3 separate regions of the Mus musculus genome follow, and regions 1 and 3 are each linked to region 2. The links are chromatin loops, found by intact Hi-C in ENCODE. Cell type or tissue: heart. All regions are shown on one strand.

Region 1 (8,000 bases), 260 kb after region 2:
GGAAGCTTGACTTTGCCAAGACTTGAATTCCTTCAGGAATGACACTCATAAAAGACCAAGACCTCCTGATTGAACTGGATGTGGAGTGCTCTGTAGGCTGCACATTTTTTTTTTTTTTTTTGGCTTTGTAGTTTTCCTTTCTCAGTTAACACCTCACATTGAAACATTCCACATTCCCCAGCAGTGCAGGGCCAACTCAAGTTTACAGTCCTGACTGAAAGTCACCCTGCTTCTAGCTTATCTGAACCCCTGCCCCTCACTCCTATTTATTAAGTATAACACTACCAGGGAGATGAACTTTGAGTAAACTGTGCAATTGATAAAATCTACTCTGTTCTTTACGTTCTTGCTATTGTATCATACGTAATAGTATCACTTTTTCTACATTTTGGTCAAATAAATTTTTGCAGAAATTTAAAAAAGTTAAAAATTGCTAAGACTCAAGGAAATTTATAAGGAAGATTGAAAACAATTATGGCAGGTAAGAGAAAAAGCAGAATCTATCAACTTACAAAAGAAAGAATATTAACAAATGATCAAATGGTACATTTCCAGAAAACTATATGATCAACAGGAATGCATTTCACAAAAGTTTCCAAATATATAAAACAAGCAATGACAGAACTGTATGAAACAAATATACAGTGATACAGGTAAGCCTCAATGTCTACCACTGATTTTGATCCTTCTCTTACATTTTACAGCACACAAAATAAAAAAACCAGTAATGAGTAGCAGGCCTCTAGAAAACCACCCAGACAACAGCAGAAGACACACAATCTTCTTAAATTTCATGCAGCATTGTCCCCTGTGTCCACGTCAGAACAAGTCAGGAAGGCCAGGTGGTTCAAATCTTTTATCCCAGCTCTTGAGAGGCTGGGGAAGGGAGATCTCTAAGTACAATGGAAGCCTTATCTACAGAGTCACAGAACTGCCAGGACTACATAGACAAAGCGTCATAAATAAATAAATAAATAAATAGCAGTAACAAAAACAAAAAAGTCTTCAAATCTAGTAAAGACCTGAGTTTAGAAAATTTTATCATTAAGAATCTTGAATGTTGACATCAAAAGAAGACAGAGTATACATAAAAGACCCAAAAAAGACCCAAATACTGAGTCACAGCTAGAATGTTCTTATTTAATCATGTGAAGAAATATAAAAGGATGATTTTAAGATTTGAAATACCAAAATCCTACAGACATTTTGAAATATAAATAGAGAATTATTTCTATTATTCCAAGCACATTCATGAAATGTGAAACCATTAAGACTTTAAAAAATTAGAGAAGAATCAAAATCATGGGTGATTTCAAAATATATTAAAATTATAGCAAAATATTGACAGTTGACAAGAAGACAGACAACAGCAGATATCAATGGAAAGGTAATATAGATAGGTTTAATATTATGCAGAAATATTAATCAAATGTTATCAAAATTGAGCTGGCATTGTTTTAGGAAATGGAGAAATTAACCATAAAAGACAAGAGAACCTAAAGGAAATACAAAATGCTCCAAAACTCTAATATCAAGAAAAACTAAGAGGCATCCATTGTTCTGACAAACATAATTATAATAAGAAGATATGAATGGAAAAGAAACAGCATTCTTCACATACAAAACCAAATTAAATTATATTTGCCTCTGTATATTAATTCTTACATAGTCTTCTACTACTTACAATGGGAATATTCTGATGTTATTCATGGTGCAAATATCCAGAACTATTTGGAAGGAAATAGAATCTGGCCAAACCAATCTCATGTCCCCTTTCTACTGGGACTTGAAGCCCCTCCCAATCGTTCCTCATTCCCTCTAACATACAGGATCCTTTGCTACTCTTTCCTCTCTTCACCATCCAGGGCTCTCAGATTCACAGGTAAGTAGCACTGACTGGGCAGGGGGCCCCTGCATATGGGAAAGATTCATAAGAAAGCATTCAGAACTTTTCATGGTACAAAAATAAATGATGCGTCCTCAGGATTCGGGAGCCCATCATGGTATTCCTTATGACGTGGCTGTGGCTGCGGAACCGCCTCACTGGTCGCTATTGGCAGGTATAGGAGGTGCTGAAACATGCTCTACATTTTAAGATTTTAGGGGAAGGAAGAATCACTGCTACCTGCTGGCAGTCAGGGCGGTGACCAGAGCCTTCGTGTACGAAGTCCCACAGACTTAAGAAGCAGAACTTTGAGGACCCTCTGGATTAATCCAATTACAGCTGCCTCCCAGGAGCATGGCTTACAGTACCCCGAATTCACTGTCAACTTAATGAAGTGCCAGGTGGAGCTCAACCGGAAAGTACCTGTGGACCTGGCCATCTACGAACCATAGACGCTTAAATCTTTGGCTGCTTTGGCTAAGAGGAGGCAGCAGGAAGGATTTGCTGCAGCTTTGGGGGATGGAAAGGAGCCTGAAGGTATCTTTTCCAGAGTGGTACAGTACCACTGAAGGCTGCAGTGCTATAGAAACTGTTATAAATAAGACAGGACCAAAAGGACTGTCACCAGTAAGTCTGATTTGTATCTATTACCATTTTAGTAACAGGCCTGAGACGACAGGTGTTTACTCAGTAACACAGCCCCAAATTGTCCAGTAAAGATTGTACAAATAAAGCTTTTGCTGTGTTGAAAGTAAATAAATAAATACATAAATACATTCATGAATGATGCCTCCAAAAAGGAAACTGTGAAGGAAAGAGTAAATATCAGAAATAAAAATGTCCCTTTTAATCTAAAGATTTCATTTAACTATGTGAGATGTGAGTCTCATTCACACATAGCTCAGACACAAAGAGAGTCATTCTCCCAGGAATCCTGAAAAGAAAGCTGGAGAGACTGCAAGAAAACTATTGTCTCCCATAGAAACCAGACTGCTACACTTGTCCAAAGGGAGATCTCTGCAAAAATCCCTGTCAGCAGAGTCTAAGCATTCCCACTCCTACAGGATGTCCACAACCACAGGACTTGATGATAACAAACCCTACAATAAAAAAAAAAAAAAAAAAAAAAAAAAAAAAAAAAGCTTGGCCACATATGTAGGTGCAGAGCGCTTTTCTTCAACCACAGAGATCTTTTTTCTGATACAGGAGAGTGATCGTAGTTGTACAAAAGATGCTTTCTAAAACTTTAATCTATACTGGGTTTTCTAATCATAACAATAGAGTGGTCTGATACACTCACATAGCAATAGTGAGCTTGCCTGGCCCTAAGGTGTACCATAAGAACTCAGCATATGAAGACGCACTTCTGAATGCTTTATTTACATCCGAAACTGCATACAACACTAAAGTCTACTTAGTAAATATTAATGTTTACAATCACAACCATAGCATAACATAAAGTATATTTTCTCGTTCAAAAAAAAAAAGAATCTGTACTGGTTCTTCATATGGTTAGTATAAATACAAAGTTCTATTTAGCGAAGTAAAAGGTATTCTCTTGAATAAGCAATTAGTAAAACACGGGTGTTAGAAACATGAATACATTTACGTCCCGTATGCTTTGTGATTGACACAATAGCAAACAGCAGATAATGCAACTGCTCTATCATTTTTAATGAGTTATTTTACAACTGAATATTCTGATAACTGGAGGATAAATGAAAAAAAAAATCATGATAGACCCCCAGTTCACAGGATCTCAATTTCCCGACAACGGTAAGATAACAGAACTGTGAGAGCGGCATCCATAAAAGCAGCTGCGTAAAACACCCCGCTGCTCCGCTCCCTCCCGTTTCCCAGCCCCGCAGCGCCTCTGACCTGGGACCTTCCGGGGCCACCGGGCTGCGGTGCCCGCCGCTGCGCTGCTGACTCTCCCAGGTCCGCAGCCAGGAAACTGCGTCTGAGGAGCTTTCCGGTTTCCGGAGGAAACTGGGGCCGAAAAACCAGCGCTCAGTTCGAGTACACATGGATTACACAGGTAGCAAGGGGAATGGTGGCTTTTCACGTCATTCTGGCCTGGACATTTGGAGCTGGCGACCTAGAAGAGAACGCAGCTGGACGGACTCTACCAACGTAATTAAGGAAGTGAAAGCGGCGGGCCTGAAGGCGTTAGCGCTGTCACGTGACCGGAACCGTGGTGTCCTGGGCGGGGCTAGGGGAGCCGCTCCAAAGATCGTGGCCAGAGACTGGGAACCGCGTCCCCTTAGGTACCTGTTGGAGCCAAGTTGTCTCTACTCCCACTGCGGGCGACTTACCCTGGCCTGGTTCTTTTCGAAGGCCGTAAACTCTCCTCAGATGCGGTTTCCTGTGCTGACCTGGGAGAGTCAGCCATCAGCCGCGCAGCCGCGGGCACCGCAGCCCGGCGGCCCTGGAACCTTGCAGGTCAGAGGAGCTGCGGGGCTGGGAAATGGGCTGGAGCGGAGCAGGGGCTTGTTTTCTGCAGTTGCTCTTAAGGACGCCGCGCTCACAATTCTGCTGTGGATTTTTATCATTGTCAGGAGGTTTGAGATCCTATGAACTGGGTGTATCGTGGTTTGTTTGTTTGTTTGTTTGTTTGTTTCATTTATCTTATGGTTACCAGAATGGTTTCCGAAAATAGTGTCGTAGAACATTTGCAGTACTGTAGTTTGCACACGGGGTTCTCTTTGTTACAGCAGTTACAAAGCTTCTCGAACTTAGATTTCTTAACTCCCTTGACCCATCATTTGCCTACTCAGGAGAGAGTGGCCTCTGGCCTGGGAAATAGGCATTCCCAGAGAGCTTTGTAGATATTAGTCTTATGAGGAACCAGTACACATTTGAGTGAATCAGAAAATATACATTACGAAGCACCAAAATTATGACTGTAAACATTAAGTTTTACTGACCAAAGTTTTGCTCCCCGTTAGAGTTCCATCTTAGATGCATGCTCTCTTTGATGTAAATACAGCATTCAGACATGTGTCTTCATATGCTTAGTTATTAACATCACACCTTACGGCTGAATGAAAATGAGATGATGACTGTCCAAAGGTGTGGCTGAGGAGAAGGTTAATTGTAGGTCATGATAATGCTCAGATTAGCTGGAGAAAACAAACAAACAAACAATTCCACCATTTGAGTAAGGGTTGTTAAATACTAACCAAGAGATGGACTTTGGTCACATGCTCCAGAGCTTTATAAAGACAAACCTATAGGCCACCATACTTTCCCATGCATGAGGTTTTGCAATTTTCTCAAGAACTAAAACTCCCAGCATTCCAAGAAGGTACCTGGTTCTTGCGAAGGTGGTGCTTACACGGTATTTTTGGGTTTTACAGTATGAACCAGAAAACAACCAGAGGCCACTTGAAGAGTCCAGACTGAACTAGGTATGGGGGTCAGGGAGGGACCAAGAGAAAAACCAGGAGCCAGGAAAGCTTCTAGCCAAAAATGTCGACTTTGATGTGTTAATAGGCACTTAAGTTAGCCATTCCTCTTGTGATATAGTCCAGCCCAGTATGCATGCTGTGAGAGGAAGATGTTTTTATAGATAGAAAAGTCAGTATAGAGTTTTTAAAAATAGGAAAGCATCTTTTGAATAACTGTGATTGCTCACTTACATCAGAAAAATGTCTCCTTAGTTCAAGAAAAGCACTGTGTCCACGCACATGTGACCAAACTATTTTTTTTTGTTTTGTTTTATTTTGTTTTTATTTTTGTTTCATAGTTTGTTGTTAGTAGTTTCTCAGACTTTGGACTTCTTGTAGTTGTGAGAACACCTAGACCCTAGAGTCAGGGCTTTTTTTCACAGACCTGTTAGAGAAGTGCAGCAGCCTTGATTCTGTGGGTCAGAATAGTTTTCTTGTAGTCTTCCTTGCCCCTACTAAGAGGTCCTGGGAAAACAACTCTGCATTTGTGTGAACTGTGTATGAATGAGTCTCACATCTCATAGAGTAAAATGAAATCCTCACAGAAAACGAGACTTTGGCATGATATTTTCTCTTTCTTCCTCCATGTCTCCTTTGGACAAGTGTAACCATTTTTCATTTTTGTTTTATGAAAAGTTTCAGGTGCATTCTGAAGAATTTCTTTCCTATATACAGGCCTCCCACTGCTCAGCTAGATCTGCTCACAGCTGAGTAATAATCTACTGTGCAAATGTACTACATGTTCTTTATTTATTCTTCTGTTGAAGGTCATCTAGATTGATTCTAGTTTCTAAATATTGTGAATAAAGCTGCAATGAGCCTGGTTTAGCAAGGGTCCTTGGGTAGATTGAAGTGTCCTTTGGGTATATGCCCTGGACTGAGTAGATCTTGAAGTAGTCTGATTCCCATCAGTTTGAAAAACTGCCACACTGATTTCCTTAGTGGCTGTACAATTTTGCACTCCCTCTAACAATGGAGGGATGTTTCTATTGCTCCACATTTATATCAGCATAAGCTTTCACTTGTGACGTTGATTTTAGCTATTCTGACGATTATAAGATGGAATCTCAAAATAGTTTTGATTTGCATCTCCCTGAAGGCTAAAAGTGTTGAATATTTTAAAGTATATTTTGGCCATTTGAGTTCCCTCCATTTAGAATTCCATGTTTAGATTTGCAACCCATTTATAAATTGTATATTTGGTTGTTGTTTTTTTTTTTTTTCACAGCTAGATTCTTAGGTTCTTTTTGTAATTTTGGATATTAATTCTCTATTGGATATAGAAACCCTAGACCTCGTAGTTACTTTTCATATCCTGTTGCATCAGGAAAGTTTGTGGCCCAAGCTCACAAGCTTGAATAAAGAATCCCATGTACTTGCATCAGAATAAAATAAAATAAAAAGAATTGGTAAAAATCTTCTTACACTCTGTAGGCTGCTGCTTTCTCCAAATGATGGTGTCTTTTGCCTTATAGAAACTTTTCAGTTTCCTGAAGTCCCATATATTAGTTGTTTTTCTTAGCACCTATGTTATTTTTTTCTTTTGTTTTAAAGAACGTCTTCTTCTGTGACAGTATGTTCACTTTTATTCTCTTGTCAGATTCAATGTCTTTGGTTTTATGTTGAGGTCTTGATCCACTTGCACTTGAGTTTTGTGCTGGGTTATAAGTATGGATCCGTTTGAATTCTGCTAGATACAGACATCCAGGTTGACCAGCACTATTAGTTGAAAATGGGAAATCTTTTTTTTCATTTTGTATTTCTGGCATCTTTATCAAAAACCAGGTGGCCATGTATATTTATGTCTAGGTCTTTAGTTCATTTTCATTGATCAATGTGGCTGGTTTTCTCCCAATATTTTGAGGTTTTTATACTGTAGTTTTAAAGAAAACTTGAAAATGGCAAAGGTGAGAACTCCAGAAATTTTTTTTATTGTTAATGATTGTTTTAGCAATTTTCCCTTTTTTCTCTCATTAACATAATATTGAAGTTATCTATTTAAAAACCTGTGAAGACATATGTTGGAATTTGGATGTTACATGCCTTGAATCTGTAGATTGATTGCCTTTGTTAGGATGTCCTTTTTTAATATCTTAATCCTCTTGATCTGTGAGCATGGGAGATCTTTTCATCTTCTAAAATCTTCTTTCATTTCTTCATAGACTTGAAGTTTTTATATACAAGTCTTTCACTTGCATGCCATCAACATATTTTATATTATTTGAGGATATTGTGAAAGGTATTGTTTTCCTAATTTTTTTTTAAATCCATTTGCCGTTTGTATATAGGAAGGCTATTGGTGTTTGTGCATTTATTTTGTATTGAACTATTTTGGGGGAAATTTTTTTTCAGTTGTTTAAGGTTCCTGGTGGAATTTTTCAGGATGTGTATGTGTATATATGTATATGTATATGTGTGTGTGTGTGTGTGTGTGTGTGTGTGTGTATAAATCATATCCTTTGCAAATAAGAGTTTGACTTCTTCTTTGTAATCTAATGTTTACCATCTTGATCTCCTTGAGCTGTTTTCTTGATCTTGCTAAGAATTCAAGTACTATTATGAAATAGATATGGAGAGATTGAACAGTCTGATTTGTTGCTGATTTCAGTGGAATTGCTTTGAGTTTCTCTTCATTTAATTTGATCTTGGCTTGCTGTAATCTGCCT
Region 2 (8,000 bases):
AGGGAGGATAGAAGAGGGGCTCCCAAATATTACCTTATGAAGAGTTATTCCATCTACATTAGGAGTGTTGCTAACTGTGAGGAGAGTGAAGGGAAGGAAAGAAACCCAGTCATTATCAGATTCTGAGATTAATTTAGTTAAAGGTCCAACTCATCCTTTCTACCTCATCTGACCTTTGGCAGTAGAATATGCAGTGAAGCTTCCAATTTACCACCAATTTTGTTGTTGTTGTTGTTGTTGTTGTCAAACTTTGACTAACCTGAGTGATAAAGGCTGGTCCACTGTCAGAACCCAAGGTTGTAGGAGTTCAAAATCAATTATATCCTCAATGAGTTTTTTTTTTTAATTACAGTTTGAGCAGTTTCCTTCCTGGTTGGCAATGCCTCAGTCCATCCTGAGAAGATATCTATAAACACTAAAAGATATTTGTAACCAAATTTCCCTGGATTTACCTCAGAAGTCTATTTCCCAGTAGATGCCTAGTAAAGTTCCCCATTTCTCTTCTAGCGTATGTTGTTTTGGGAGTTGGACTTGTCATCTGATAAAAATTACATCTAGTAATAATTTCCTGAAATTCCTTGGCTTTATTCTAGTTAGTCCTAGAGTGAAGAACTTTGTACATACTAATTCTTTCAACTTATTGATTCTCATTGTATGCTAGCATGGAGAGCTTGAGCCAAAGTTCTATCCAAAGATTTTGCTAGAATCTTTCTTCAGCTGTTGTACGTTGCCATCCATCCTTTGTGTGGGTTTTAGGTAAGAGTTGAGTAGCCTGGTCAACTTCTTTAGAGTAGGTTGGATTTTTCAGGGAAGACTATGTCTGGGAGGGTCACCAGCAAATGTGGGACAGGCTGTTTGGATGCCTCTTTCACTACCAGGCCTACTTTACAGATATAGATGGCCTCAGGGGTCAGTTCTGTTGATGTCCAGGACAATGTATGGTGACCAGTTACTTTACTAGCCAGAGAAAAGCTAGAAGGTCTAATATCTCCTTTTCATTACTTGCCTTTTCTTCTTAAGTCAATAGTCACTTTCACTTTATACTGTTCTGACCAAGCAGCTCAGTCAGTCAACAGGTTCTCCAGTGCGGGAGTGAGGATTGAAAGGAAAAAAGACAGTTAGACTACATTGTAGCATGACCCCAGTTAATTCTGAGACTGAAGGCAAATTATTATTTCCATTCCACTTTTTATACCATTTTAATTACATGCAAGTATTTTGGCACAGCAGTATAACAAGGAACTAACAAGAAGCAAGTGATTATTACCATGACAGTTGTTTAACCTATAGTGAAATAAAAGCAGTCATTAAAAGTCTTCCAACCATGGAAGGAGTTACAGAGACACAGTTTGGAGCTGAGATAATAGGGTGGACCATCTAGAGACTGCCAAATCCGGGAATCTATCCAATAATCAGCTTCCAAATGCTGACACCACTGCATACACTAGCAAGATTTTGCTGAAAGGACCCAGATATAGCTGTCTCTTTTGAGACTATGCCGGGGACTAGCAAACACAGAAGTGGATACTCATAGTCAGCTATTGGATGGATCACAGGGCCTCCAATGGAGGAGCTAGAGAAAGTAACCAAGGAGCTAAAGGGATCTGTAACACTATAGGTGGAACAACAATATGAACTACCAAGTACTCCCCAGAGCTCGTGTCTCTAGCTGCACATGTATCAGAAGATAGACTAGTAGGACATCAGTGGAAAGAGAGGCCCATTGGTCGTGCAAATTTTATCTGCCTCAGTACAGGGGAACACCAGTGACAAGAAATAGGAATGGGTGGGTGGGGGAGTTGTTGGGGGAGCGTGTAGGGGACTTTGGGATAGCATTAGAAGTGTAAATGAAATAAATACCTAATAAAAAATAAAATAAAATAAAGTTTTCCAACCATGAAAATTCAGGGCCAATGATGTTTGCACAGAATTCTGCATCTTTCAAATGATTTCTAAAATTAATATTCGTCAAATTATTCCACCAGACATAAACAGAAGGAACATCCCACAATTTATTTTATGAGGCTTCAGTTATGCAGATACCAATCCACAAAAAGTGCTAAAGAGAATTCCAGAACCTTATAAATATACATGCAAAAATACTCATAATATACTGACAAGAATAAATAAAAAGTATCACTAAACACAGTCAAGCTGACTGTGTCTGAGAGATGAAGGGATAGTTTAAAATACAAGAATCAATAAAAATAGTCCACCATACTGAAAAAAGAACCGAAGAAAAAAAGGCATGTTCATCTCTTAACATGCAGAAATGGCCTTTGCCAAAATAGAACACCCCTTCTCCATAAATGTCCTGTAAATATAAAAGATTCAGGAGACTTAACTGAACATAATAAAGGCAGATTACACCAACCTTAGAACCAAGATCAAATTAAATGAAAAGAAACTCAAACAATTCCAGTAAAATCTCTATTTAACATAGTACTTGAAGTCTTAGCTAGAGCAGTATGACAGCTGAAGGAGATTAATAAGACACAATTTGGATGGCAAAGAAAGAATTAAAAATACCCTATTTATAATTGATATGATAGTATACATAAGTGACCCAAGAATTTCCACCAAGAAACTCCTATAACTCATAAACACCTTCCTCAAAGTAGTTAAATACAAAATTAATGCACAAAAATCAATAGCCTTCCATTATACAAATGACAAACTGAATAAAGAAAAAAATCAGGAAAACAACACCTTTCACAGTAGCCTCAAAAATATATAAAGTATGTTGATGTTAACTCTATGCTGTTGAGGCTCTGTGTTTTGCTCATATTGTAATGCTAAATAGTGGCCCAAGGCCTGGTTGCCTCCTAGGGATCAGAGATTCTGCAGGTACTCAAGTGATACACTTCATCCTTGCCCCCAAAGTGATCACTGATTGGTGAATAAAGATGCCTACAGCTAAGAGATGGGCAGAAGAGAAAGAGACTTGGTGGGGAGGTGTGTCAGAGAAGAACCCTGGGGAGAAAGAAGGTGGAAGTAGAGGAAGCCACCATGGGCTAAGAGTCTTAGAACAATGGCCATGTTGACTGGCCAATTGGAGTTCAAAGCAGCCCTGATGAAACATGGCAAAATATAGTGGGATTAATAGTTGGGAAATAGACACAGTAATAGCACAGATGATATATACATTCCTAGTTCTAGCACTGATAAAGGCATATTATGAAGATTGTGTATGTCTTTTACCTTGGAAGTGAATGATCAAAACCTGGGTAGAAACAACAGTTGAGATTATATGTTTTCCACAACACATTGCAAACAATTGTAAGACTTCTATGATAAAAGGTTCAAGTTTTTGAAGACAGAAATTAAAGAATATACTAGACTGTGGAAAGATCTCCCATGCTTGTGGATGAGGAGGCTTCACATAGTAAAATTGGCCATCCTACCAACAGAAATCTATATATTCAATGCATTCCTTACCCAAGTACCAGATTCTGAGCTACAGACCAGAGTGATAAAATGAATGCCCTTTCCCGTGAGAATTCAAGTATTACCATGTCCATTTTCCTTACCATTCTGATCCCGAATCCATGAATCCCATCTGCATGGAATTTTAAGTAGTATAAACTCAGATCAGAAGGCATTTTATTTTTCCTGGCTATCAAAATTCTGTTGTACTATCACTGTATTTTTGCTTACAGGAACTGGGGCTGACGCTGGTGTTTTCATTCATGTTATGATTGTCAGACAATTTATAGGAAAATATTTGTGCAAACTATTTGCATTATCTATTTTCTTTGCTATTGTGGCCATGACAAATATCTTGGAGTTTAACTTTATCAGTGCTTTCCACTACCCTGTTATACAGCTTTTGTTTCTACAGAGTGACCTTTGTCCCTGGAGCTCCCCAGAGAGCTTGCAGAGCACCCTCCCATCATTCTCTGTCCCATCTGTCTTTATCCACATTTTCATCTCAGTGGTCCCTCTTATACTTCATGTATGCTTTGATACATGGTTTGGAAGGAAGCCAAACTTTGTGAGTCATTTTTAGTATTGTGTGTTGGGGTGCAACATAAGAAATTGGAATTTATCTCTTAAACTCTTGTCTCCCTTGCCTCTACCTCCCTAGTGCCTCTCCCTGCCCTCCATTCCTTTCCACCCTCTTTCCAGGAGGGCATGGCCAGCCTCCACTTACCTACTCTCTCCTTCTGTCTTTCTCTGCCTCTACTACTCTCTTAACTCCCATCCGCATGCCCTAAATAAACTCTATTCTATACTTTAAAAAAAAAAAGAAAAGGAATTTAACGCCTAGGTTATATTTTGCTGTGCGATTGTAGCCGAGGAGGCTAGCGTCCCAAGCTAAGAAGTTGGGCTGCCTATTTATTATCTGAGGGTTTCAGAACTACCTCTCAGATGTCAGAGTGCAGCATCATACAGAACCAGTTTTTCCTAGTCTGTCAGCAAGCAGCAGGGAGGTTGTGCAGAGCAGGTCCACAGGTGGAGCTGTGAGGCAGGAAGCCAATGACTGAGTGGGAGGGAATGGAATCCCCGGGGCAGGGATAAAGGCAAGACCAGGACATTGACCAGACAGGAAAAAAAGTATTAAAAATTAAGGTTGAGAAAGCGCTTGCTCACAAAGTGTTTGGGGGAACCACGTGACCCTAAGTATGGTTTATTGGGCGGGTCTAGGAGAACAGCTCCTAAGATCCAGGCCGGAGTGACAGGAACTTCCACCAATCAACTTTCTACCTTTCGGTTTCTGCGTCCTAGCTGTCTCTGGACCCGGAAAAGTCTCCTCAGAAGCATTTCCGTGGCGGAGGGCCTGGGGAGGCGGCAGTCGGCAGTGCAACTGTTGGCACAGCAGCCCGGCGGCCCCGAAAGGTCCCAGGTTAGAGGCGCTGCGGGGCTGGGAAACGGGAGGGAGCGGAGCAGCGGGGTGTTTTCCTCAGCTGCTCTTAAGGACGCCGCTCTCACAGTTCTGTCATTGGTTTCTTACCACTGACCGGAAGTTTCAGATCCTGTGACCTGGGATTTATCGTGATTCTTTAAAAATGTATTTTACAATTACTGGAATATTCAGTCATAAAATCACTGGTAAACCAGAACACCCTCCCCGCCCCAACCTAAGCTCCCTGGGACTAAACCACCAACCAAAGAGTAGACATGCAGGGACCCATGGCTCCAGCTGCACACTTAGCAGGAAATGGCCTTATTGGTCATCACTGGGAGGGGGAGCCCCTTGGTCCTGTAGAGGCTCAATGACCCAGGGTAGGGGAATGCTAGGGCGCTGAGGTAGAAGTGAGTGGGTAGGTGGGGGAGCACACTCATAGAGGCAGGGGGATAGTGGGTTTGTGGAGGAGAAACTTGGAAAGGGGATAATATTTGAAATGTAAAAAAAAAAAAAAAAAAAAAAAAAAAAAAAAAACCAATAAAAACACGAAGAAAAAAAAACTTGTTATAGAGCGGTTGCATTATCTATTTCCTAATATGACAATTACAAAGATAGTGGAAAGTAAATTTGTTCTTGCTTTCTTGCCTTGTTTTACTAATTGCTTGTTCAAGAGAATGCCTTTGGCCCGGTTAATAGGCATCCACAGAGAGCTTTGCATATAATATTATATGAGGAAACAGTGCCCATTTATTGAACCAAAAATATAGTTTATCGAGCCCTACTGTTATGGGTGTAAACACTAATATTTACTAAGCAGACTTTTTAGTGGCCATGAACTTTTTAATCAGAATTGTATGCAGTTTAGGATGTAAGTAAAACATTCAGAAATATGTCTTCATATGCTGAGTTCTTATGTTACTCCTTGGGTCCAGGCAAGCCCAATATTGCAGTCTCTTAAACCAGACTATAGATTAAAATAAAGTTTTAGAAAACATCTTTTGAATAATTATGATCACTTCCCTGTATCAGAAAATTGTCTCTTTGGTTGAAGGAAAGCACTTTGCCCTCACATAGGTGGCCAAGCTGTTGTTTTTTACTTTAGGGTTTGTTATCATTCAGTGCTGTGTCTGTGGACTTCTAGTAGGAGAAATGGGAATTCCTAGACCCTGCAGACAGGGCTTTTGGCAGAGATCTCTTTTGGACAGTGCAGCAGTCTGGTTTCTGTTAATGACAATAGTTTTCCTGAAGTCTCCCTAGCTCTTCCTCAGAGTTCAAGGGAGAATGACTGTTCATGTGTCTGAGCCTACATGCTTAGAGGAAAAGAGACATTTTTATTTCTGATATTTTCTCTCTCCTTCATGTTTATCCTTTTTTAGGCATCCTTTATTTTTGTTCCATGAAAAGTTCTGGGTGCTTTCTGAAGACTCTTTCCCTTGTGCAGGTATCACACTCATCAGGTAGTTCAGCTCACCTGTGAAACTGAGAACCCTGGATGGTGAAGAGAGGAAACTAGCAAAGGATCCAGGTATGTTAGAGAGAATGAAGAAGGGATGGGGAGGGGCTCAAGTCCCAGTACAAAGAGGACATGAGATTTGTTTTGCCAGATTCTATTTCATTCTAAATATTTCTAGATAATTGCAGTGAGAATAACATCAGAATATTCCCACTGTAATTTTTAGAAGACCTTTTATGGAAGAATTAATTCACAGAGGCACATGTAATTTAATTGGTTTGTATGTGAGGGATATTGTCCCCCTCCCATTCACATCCCTAATCATATCTTTTTACCAGTATTAAATATTTTCTTTGTTACAATTTTAATGTATTGTTTAGTCAGAACACTTGATGCCTGTTAGTTTTTTTTTCTGCTCATGGAGTTTTGGAGCATTGTGTAGTTCCTTTCAGTTGTTCTATCTTTTATGGTTAATTTCTCAGTTCCCTAAAATAATGCCAGCAAGATTTTGATAAGATTTGTTTAGAAACTTTGCATAGTATTAAACTCTGTCTATATTACCTTCCCACTGATACCTGCTGTAGTCTGTCTTCTTGTTGGTTTTGCAAGATTTGCATTGCTATAATTTTAATATACTTTGAAATCACCCTTGGGTTTGATACTTCTCTCATATATTTAAAATTTTTTGTGGTTTCTCATTTTATAAATTTTTGGAATGATTTGTCTATATTTAAAAATGTCTCTGTGATTTTGGTATTTTACATTTCTTCACGTTTGACTGAGAACATGCTAACAGTACCTCAGATTACAAGTCTTTTATGTGTTCCTGTGTCTTCTACTGATGTCAACATTCCAGATTTTTTAAAGAAAAATGTTTTCAATTACTTTTATGATTATTATTCTTTGTTTTTCATACTCCTGTCGCCATCCCCCTCTCCCTGTCTCCAAGAGGACATCCCCACCTGTCATCCCCACCCCACTTGACCTACCCACTCCCTGAGGCCTCACGTCTCTTGAGGGTTAGGTGTGGAGAAGACATTTCTACTCTGCAGTCTTCAGTAGATGAATTTTTTATTTGTTGTTATTTTTTGTTTTGTTTTGTTTTTGAAACACTTTATCTAGGTAGTCCTGGAAGTTCTGAAACTCAGAAAATAAACCAATGCTTGAACTGAGACATCCACTGCCGCAGCCTCTCCAGTGCTGGGGTAAAAGGCTTGCACCACCTGGCCTTTCTGACTTGTTCTGACATGACCACACTTGAGACTTCTGCATGAGGTTTGAGAAGATTGTTCTTCTCCTGTTGTGTGGATGGTTTTCCAGAGCTGTGCTACTCAATACTGGTTTTCAGTGCTGTTCATTGTTGTCTTTCTAAATGGTGGATATTGAAGCTTATCTGCATCACCATCTATCTGTTTCCTATAATCATGTCATGATTGTTTAATGCATTTGGAAACTTTTGTGAAATGCATTCATGTTGATCATAGAGTTTTTTTGAAATATACCATTTGATCTTTTGTTAATATACTGTGTTTATAAGTTGATTGATTTTGCTTTTCCTCTTACCTATGATAATTGTTTCCAACCCTCCTGACAGCAAATCCTTAAAAAACTTCATTGGGTCCTAGCAATTAGTAGTCTTTATTGTTTTAATAAAGTTAGTGACGTTGTAATGGTGCATAGTGATAGCCTTAGAGGCAT
Region 3 (8,000 bases), 130 kb before region 2:
AAATTATCCCTTTTTCTCCTGTGACTGACATGGGTTAAATGTTAACCAGATGCTCTGCTGTTCCCTCAATCTGCACATATAGTTTGCTGATGTTTAAACTGTCTAATTGTGTGTAACCACGCCAATTCTTCCCCTACCACCACTCTTTTCCTATATAAACCCCTAGCTTCTGAGCCTCATGGTTGACACCTCTGTCTCCTGAGGGAGATAGTGTCGCCCGGAGCTCCATCATTAAACACCTTGTGTGTTTGCATCAAGACAGTCTCTCGTGATTCTTTGGGTGCGTGCCATCTCAGGATTTGTGACTGGGGGGTCTCCCCACTAGGTCCTTTCATTAACATAAAGACAGAACACAGGGTTATAAATGGAAGGCAATATAGATATAACTTTATAGTTTTTACAGATATTAAGCAAATCTTATCAAAATCCTGCTGGCATTATTTTAGGAAATATAATTTTAGGAAGGGGAGAGATTAACCATAAAAGATAAGAGAAAAAAAAAAACTACAAAATACTCTAAAACTCTAATATCAGAAAAAACTAAGAGGCAATAACTGTTCGGACTAAACAGAATGCTAAAAATATAATAATAAAAATATTAAGATATGATCAGTGATGTAAATGGGAGGGGACAGCATCCTTCACATACAAAACCAAATTAAATTACATTTACCTCTGTGTATGAATTCTCACATAGAGAGTCTTCTACTACCTACAATGGGAATATTCTGATATGACTCCCAGTGCAATTATCTAGAAATATTTGGAATGAAATGGAATCTGGCCAAACCAATCTCATGTCCTCTTTCTACTGGGACTTGAGGCCTTCCCCATCCCTTCCTCAATCCCTCTAACAAATACGATCCTTTGCAACACTTTCCTCTCTTCACCATCCAGGGCTCTCAGATTCACAGGTAAGTAGCACTGACTGAGCAGTGGGCACCTGCATATGGGAAAGAGTCTTCAGAAAATACCCAGAACTTTTCATGGAACAAATATAAATGATGCCTCCAAAAGGATAAATGTGAAGGAGAAAGGTTGTATGCCGGCCCTAGGCCTACAAGAACCAGGCACATCTGGGAGGCAGGCTGGGGCTGAAAAAGACTTAGATGGCAAGAGAGATTAATGGAGACCAAGACACGATTCTGTTCAAGGCCCGCAAGTTTACTAAGAGACCATGCTTATAAGAGGAAAGGCCCATCCCCACCCCTGTCCACTCTTGGTGCCTGGAGCCAGCCTGCAGGCGAAGTGCAGGATAGGATGTTCCTCCCAGAATATCTCAGGGGCCTCTCAGCAGGTAGCAGTCAGTGTCTTGGAGGAGAGCAGTGGCAGGTGACAGAACAATAGAGCCATCTAGTTCAGAAGGATCCACCCTAGGTAATCTCCTTCTTAGTGGCAGCAAGGTCAAATTCTGGATCAGCCTGCCTCAAGGCTGAGGCAGAGAAAATATCATAAATAAAAATGTCCCTTTTCTGCCGGGCATGATGGCGCACACCTTTAATCCCAGCACTCGGGAGGCAGAGGCAGGTGGATTTCTGAGTTCGAGGCCAGCCTGGTCTACAAAGTGAGTTCCAGGACAGCCAGGGCTATACAGAGAAACCCTGTCTTGAAAAACCAAAAAAAAAAAAAAAAAAAATGTCCCTTTTCATCCAACAATTTCATTTAACTCTGTGAGTCTCATTCACACCCAGCTCAGACACAAGCAGAGTCATTCTCCCAGGAATCCTGGGAGGAGATGGGGAGACTGCAAGAAAACTATTGTCACCCACAGAAATCAGACTGCTACACTTGTCCAAAGGTAGATTTTTACAAAAAGCCCTGTCAGCAGGGTCTAGGCATTCCTACTCCTCCTACAAGAAGTCTAGTCACAGCACTGAATGTTAACAAACCCTACAATAAAAAGAAAAACAAAACAAAACAAAAAAACCCCAGCAGCTTGGCCACATATGTAGGTGCAGAGTGCTTTTCTTCAAGCACAGAGACTTTTTTTCTGATACAGGAGAGTGATCACAATTGTACAAAAGATGCTTCTAAAACTTTACATAGTGTTGTCTAATACACTCACATAGCAATACTGAACTTGCTTGGACCTAAGATGTACCATAAGAAATCAGCATAGGAGCCTTACTTATAATAGCCAGAAGCTGGAAAGAACCCAGATGTCTCTCAACAGAGGAATGGATACAGAAAATGTGGTACGTTTACACAATGGAGTACTACGCAGCTATTAAGAACAATGACCATGAAATTTGTAGGCAAATGGATAGAACTAGAAAATATCTTCCTGAATAAGGTAACCCAGTCACAAAAGAATACACATGGTATGCACTCACTGATAGGTGGATATTAGTCTAGAAGCTCAGAATACCCAAGATACAGTTCACAAACCACATGAAATTCAAGAATAAGGAAGACCTAAGTGTGGATACTTTAGTCCTTCTTTGAAAGGGGAACAAAATACTCATAGAAGGAGTTACAGAGATAAAGTGTGGAGCAGAGACTGAAGGTATGACCATCCAGAGACTGTCCCACCTGGGGATCCATCCCATATACAGTCATCAAACGTAGACACTATTGTGGATGCCATCAAGTGCTTGCTGACAGAAGCCTGTTAGAGCTGTCTCCTGAGAGGCTGTGCCAGTGCCTGACAAATATACAGGTAGATCCTCGAAGTCAACCCCTGGACTGAGCACAGGGTCCCCAATGGAGGAGCTACCGAAAGGACCCAAGGAGCTGAAAGAGCTTGCAGCCCCATAGGAGAAACAATATGAACTAACCAGTATCCCGAGAGCTCCCAGAGACTAAACCACCAACCAAAGAGAACATACACATGGTGAGACTCAAGGTTCCAGCTGCATATGTAGCAGAGGATGGCCTAGTTGGTCATCAATGGGAGATGAGGCCCTTGGTCCTATGAAGGTTCTATGCCCCTGTGTAGGGGAATGCCAGGGCCAGGAAGTGGGAGTGGGTGGGTTGGGGAGCAGGGGGTGAGGCGGTGTATTCGGAGGAGAAACCAGGAAAAGGGATAACATGTGAAATATACATAAAGAAAATATCTAGTAAAAATTAGGCAATTTAAAAAATAAATCAGCATATGAAGACGCATTTCTGAATGCTTTACTTACATCCTAAACTGCATACAACTCAGACGAATAATTCATGGGCAATAAAAAGTATGCTTAGTAAATAGTAATGTTTACAATCATAGCCGTAGCATAACACAAAGTATATTTTCTCGTTCAAAAAAGTGTGCACTGGTTCTTCATATGATTACTATATACACAAAGTTCTACATAGCAGGGTAAAACGTATCCTCTTGAATAAGCAATTAGTAAAACACAGGAGTTAGAAAATATGAATAAATTTACATTCCGTAAGCTTTGTGATTGACACAATAGCAAACAGCAGATAATACAACTGGTCTATCATTTTTAATGAGTTATTTTACGACTGAATATTCTGTTAACTGGAGGATAAATGAAAAAAAACCATGATAGACCAACTGTTCATAAGATCTCAACTTCCTGACAACTGTAAGAGATCCACATCAGAACTGTGAGAGCGGCGTCCATAAAAACAGCTGCGGAAGCCCCCCCCCCCCCCCCACCTCCCCGCTCCGCTCCCTCCCGTTTCCCAGCCCCGCAGCGCCTCTGACCTGGGACCTTCCAGGGCTGCGCTGCTGACTCTCCCAGGTCCGCAGCCACAAAACAGAGTCTGAGGAGCTTTCCGGTTTCCGAAGGAAACTGGGGCCGAAAAACCAGCGCTCAGTTCGAGTACACATGGATTACACAGGTAGCAAGGGGAGTGGTGGCTTTTCACGTCATTCTGGCCTGGACATTTGGAGCTGGCGACCTAGAAGAGAACGCAGCTGGACGGACTCTACCAACGTAATTAAGGAAGTGAAAGCGGCGGGCCTGAAGGCGTTAGCGCTGTCACGTGACCGGAACCGTGGTGTCCTGGGCGGGGCTAGGGGAGCCGCTCCAAAGATCGTGGCCAGAGACTGGGAACCGCGTCCCCTTAGGTACCTGTTGGAGCCAAGTTGTCTCTACTCCCACTGCGGGCGACTTACCCTGGCCTGGTTCTTTTCGAAGGCCGTAACTCTCCTCAGATGCGGTTTCCTGTGCTGACCTGGGAGAGTCAGCCATCAGCCGCGCAGCCGGGGGCACCGCAGCCCGGCGGCCCTGGAACCTTCCAGGTCAGAGGAGCTGCGGGGCTGGGAAATGGGCTGGAGCGGAGCAGGGGCTTGTTTTCTGCAGTTGCTCTTAAGGACGCCGCGCTCACAATTATGCTGTGGATTTTTATCATTGTCAGGAGGTTTGAGATCCTATGAACTGGGTGTATCGTGCTTTGTTTGTTTGTTTGTTTGTTTTCATTTATCTTATGGTTACCAGAATGATTTCCGAAAATAGTGTCGTAGAACATTTGCAGTACTGTAGTTTGCACACGGGGTTCTCTTTGTAACAGCAGTTACAAAGCTTCTCGAACTTAGATTTCTTAACTCCCTTGACCCATCATTTGCCTACTCAGGAGAGAGTGGCTTATGGCCTGGGAAATAGGCATCCTCAGAGGGCTTTGTAGGTAGAAGTAAAAAGAGGAACCAGGGCAGACTTGACTGACTCAGAAAGTAAGGGTCCAGACTTAACCAGGATGTGATTGGAAAGAGAGAGGTGGAGTTGGACAAAGGAAGAGAAGGGAAGAGAGAATAGGGGGCAAGAGAAGAAGCGGGAGCCAAGAAAGCACCTAGCCAAAGTTGTCTCCTTTGATACTGTTTGGTTTTGGATGCCAGGACAATGGACTGAGGTGCATATTTTAAATATCAAAGCAGACCTGACCTCAGGGTTCTACCAACCTGAGAGGCCCTGCCCTCAATCCTAACTTTTCAGCCCAGGGTCCTGGTTGCCCTTCCACTAGAGGTGCCTCCCTATATAATCCAAACGTTTTGGTCTCTATCTCTCTTCCTCCTCTTCTTCTTCCTCTTCCTCCTCTACTGTGGATGGGCCTGTTCTTGTGAACCAGTCCCCTAATGAATATAGGAGCCAATCACTGGGTGAGTACATGGGACTTTCAGGTTGGACATAGGAAGAGAGTAAACAAGAGAGAGTCGGGTCCTTTTGGAACCAAGACAGCATATGGGTAAGATGTAGCTGCTTGAGTGTCCCAGTATCATGGCAGATCCACAAGGATCAACCACTAGAAGAATAAGAGTACAAGGCTTACAAGATTAGGTTTTCAGGGTTGTGCCCAGAGATTGAGTTACTATTGTTTCTGAATTAAGTTTGTGTTGCATTATCCTTCACATAGTGGCTTGCATGGGTTCAAGAAAGAAAGGTACAGCAGCAAAGCGAGGGTTTGCCAGATGTGTACCACAAACGATGTGGGGGACTTAAAGCACAGGGTTGCTGTGGTAACAACCTGCCAGTGGGAACCTAGAGAGCTGGGTTGCAAGATTGTGGAGCTTGGAATCAGAGTCTCCAAGAGCTAAAAACAGGTTGACCATTGCACGCCAGTGCATGGCAGGCCAGGCCACCTGGGCAGAGACACAAGTGCCGAAACATGCCAGTTTGTTTTTTAATATTTCCCACAACACTCCTCCTCCTCCTTCTCTTTCTCCTCTTTCTTCTATTCCTCCTTCTCCTTTTCTTATTTCTAGAAGCCTGTTATTTTTCGCATGCCCTTCCCCCCCTCGCCTCCTATGGCAACTCTCCCAGCATTAATCACTGGGACCAGTGAACTAAACCAAGACCAGCTTCCCAATAAATTTGCTTTTAATATATTCTAATCTAGGTAGATTTAGCTGATTTCACAAATATGTTATATTTTCTCTTTCCTTCCTATTAGTTATGTTAATGGGCACCTGAGTTAGCAGTTTATCCGGAGTTTCTTTGAGACCTAATAAGGTCTTGGCCAGCCTGGTATGCATGCGGTAAGTGAATTAGATCTTGCTAATCTATTTTTTTAGCTAGAAAACTCAATATTAATTAACACAAAATTAGCCCTTTTTGAATAATTATGATTGCTCATTTACATTAGAAAAAAAGCACTGTGTCCATGCACATGTGGCTTAACTGATTTGTTTTCATTTCATGATTGGTTGACTGTGGACTTCTTGCAGAAGTAGAAATGCCTAGACCCTGCACTCAGGATTTTGTTCAGAGACCTCACTTAGGAGGAGTGCAACAGTATGAATGTTGTATGTAGGTCAGAATAATTTTCTTGCAGTCTCCCTTGCTCCTCTTCAGAGTTAAGGGAAAAACAACTCTGAGTGTGAACTGTGTATGGAAATGGGCCCCACATCTCATAGTTTAAAGGAAATCCTTAAAATAAAGAGAATTTTGTCATATTTTCTCTTTCCTTTATGTCTATCCTTTTGGCAGGTGTGAGCATCTATCAGTTTTGTTCCATGAAACGTTCCCGGTGCTTTCTGAAGAATCTCTTTCCCACATGCAGGTCTCCCACTGCTCAGCCAGTTCTGCTCACCTGTGAATGAGAACTAAGAGCCCTGGGTGATGAAGACAGAGGAGACTGTAGCCAAGGATCCAGGTATGTTTGAGGGATTGAGCAAGGTATGGTGTGGGTGTCAGGTGATAGTAGAAAGAGTATAAGACATGAAATTGCATTTGTCAGTGTCTCTTTAATTAAGGAGTCTAGACAGTTTCACTGTGAATAATATTGTATATTTTAAGGTAGATTTCCAGTTATAGGCTGCACAGGAAGCAGTTGGCTATTCTCAGTATTTGGTTAGTTTTGAGACTCTGAAATGACTGTTGCCCATTGAAAATAAAGAGTCTTTAATCCAGACTAAAAGCAGAACCTGGCTATGAGTATGAACCAAGACATTAGAACATGTAGCAAATTGAAATCCCTTGTAAGGCCCATTGATCTTCCTTTTTTTCCCTCAATTTTTTATTAGATATTTTCTTCATTTATATTTCAAATGCTATCCCAAAAGTCCCCTATACCCTCCCCCCCACCGGCCCGCCCTGCTCCTCTACCCACCCACTCACACTTCTTGGCCCTGGTGTTCCCCTGTACTGGGGCATGTAAAGTTAGCAAGACCAAGGGGCCTCTCCTCCCATTGATGGCCGACTAGACCATCTTCTGCTACATATGCAGCTAGAGACACGAGCTCTGGGGGTACTGGTTAGTTCATATATTTGTTCCACCTGTAGGGTTGCAGACCCCTTCAGTTCCTTGGATACTTTCTCTAGCTCCTTCATTAGGGGCCCTGTGTTCCATCCTGTAGATGAATGTGAGCAACCACTTTTGTATTTGCCAGGCATAGCCTCACATGAGACAGCTATATCAGGGTCCTTTCAGCAAAATCTTGCTGGCATGTGCAATAGTGTCTGCGATATTCCTTTTTGTTGACTTTTTTTTTCTTGAATTATGGACTAGTTGATGTAGTGTGTTAAGTTATTCCTGATTAGAGTAGAATAATTACAGTTTCCTTTTTTTTGTACTTTTTGTTTTAACTTTGTCTTTATTATTCTGAGGTATGTTCCTTCTGTCCTCACATTCTTTGGAGCTGTTGTACTGAATATATGTCATATTTTACCACAAGGCTTTCATGTATCTATTGACATAGTCATTTTTCTTCTCCCACTGCATCTACATCTTGGGTCTCTGACATCAATTAGTTGTAAATGTTGAAACTCTTATACTCTTGGTGTGAACTCAGCTTTCCTACCATTTCAGTATAACTTAAGAAACAGTACTCGTATCTGTAAAATGGCAGCTGGTCTGTGATTTTTCTTTACATATGTTTGTTTGTGCTTAACTTTTTCCTAGATAAGCCTTTTTAGGAGCATCGCTTTGGCTCTAGCATCTGTTATTTTTCTGTCAAACTGGCTAGCACCCTCAGAATAGTATCCAGGAGAATCTCAGTTGAATTTTGTTTTAGGAACATTAGTGAACCAGCCTCTCCAGGCCCTATGGACAAGGGGCCTAAATGGTCCCAGGCCTAGAGTGTGTATAAGTGAGCCTACTCATAGCTGGCAAGG

The links. Hi-C counts contacts between places; a loop is a spot of excess contacts. Peaks named below come from ENCODE experiments on the same cell type or tissue, not always from the same donor. Only the 100,000 strongest peaks of a DNase experiment are listed, where the experiment ranks them.
Region 1: a loop joins it to region 2, with 2.7 times the contacts of the local background. A loop is called at or near these places in 2 of 42 quality-filtered maps.
Region 3: it touches region 2 in a loop (3-fold over the local background); 3 of 42 quality-filtered maps call a loop at or near these places.

Annotation. Positions count from the first base shown.
Region 1 is chr17:21,958,583-21,966,582 of GRCm38, reverse strand. It overlaps Zfp942 (zinc finger protein 942), which reads left to right and starts at 4,119. Exons shown (of 6, transcript NM_001199048.1): 1 at 4,119-4,327. Zfp943 (zinc finger prtoein 943) reads right to left here and starts at 4,024. Exons shown (of 4, transcript NM_001025373.2): 1 at 3,764-4,024. It also overlaps the pseudogene Gm7805 and the pseudogene Gm7809. In heart, no CTCF peak of the experiment used is centred here; a DNase peak (open chromatin) is centred at 3,922; H3K4me3 peaks cover 2,344 bases; H3K27ac peaks cover 879 bases.
Region 2 is chr17:22,222,385-22,230,384 of GRCm38, reverse strand. It overlaps Zfp994 (zinc finger protein 994), which reads left to right and starts at 4,771. Exons shown (of 5, transcript NM_001205095.1): 1 at 4,771-4,846; 2 at 6,291-6,374. In heart, a CTCF peak has its summit at 4,482; DNase peaks (open chromatin) are centred at 4,704 and 5,154; H3K4me3 peaks cover 1,322 bases; H3K27ac peaks cover 701 bases.
Region 3 is chr17:22,357,363-22,365,362 of GRCm38, reverse strand. It overlaps Zfp944 (zinc finger protein 944), which reads left to right and starts at 3,963. Exons shown (of 6, transcript NM_176962.4): 1 at 3,963-4,195; 2 at 5,839-5,923; 3 at 6,375-6,540. Zfp758 (zinc finger protein 758) reads right to left here and starts at 3,910. Exons shown (of 3, transcript NM_001347330.1): 1 at 3,656-3,910. The coding sequence starts at 3,781. In heart, no CTCF peak of the experiment used is centred here; a DNase peak (open chromatin) is centred at 3,802; H3K4me3 peaks cover 2,548 bases; H3K27ac peaks cover 724 bases.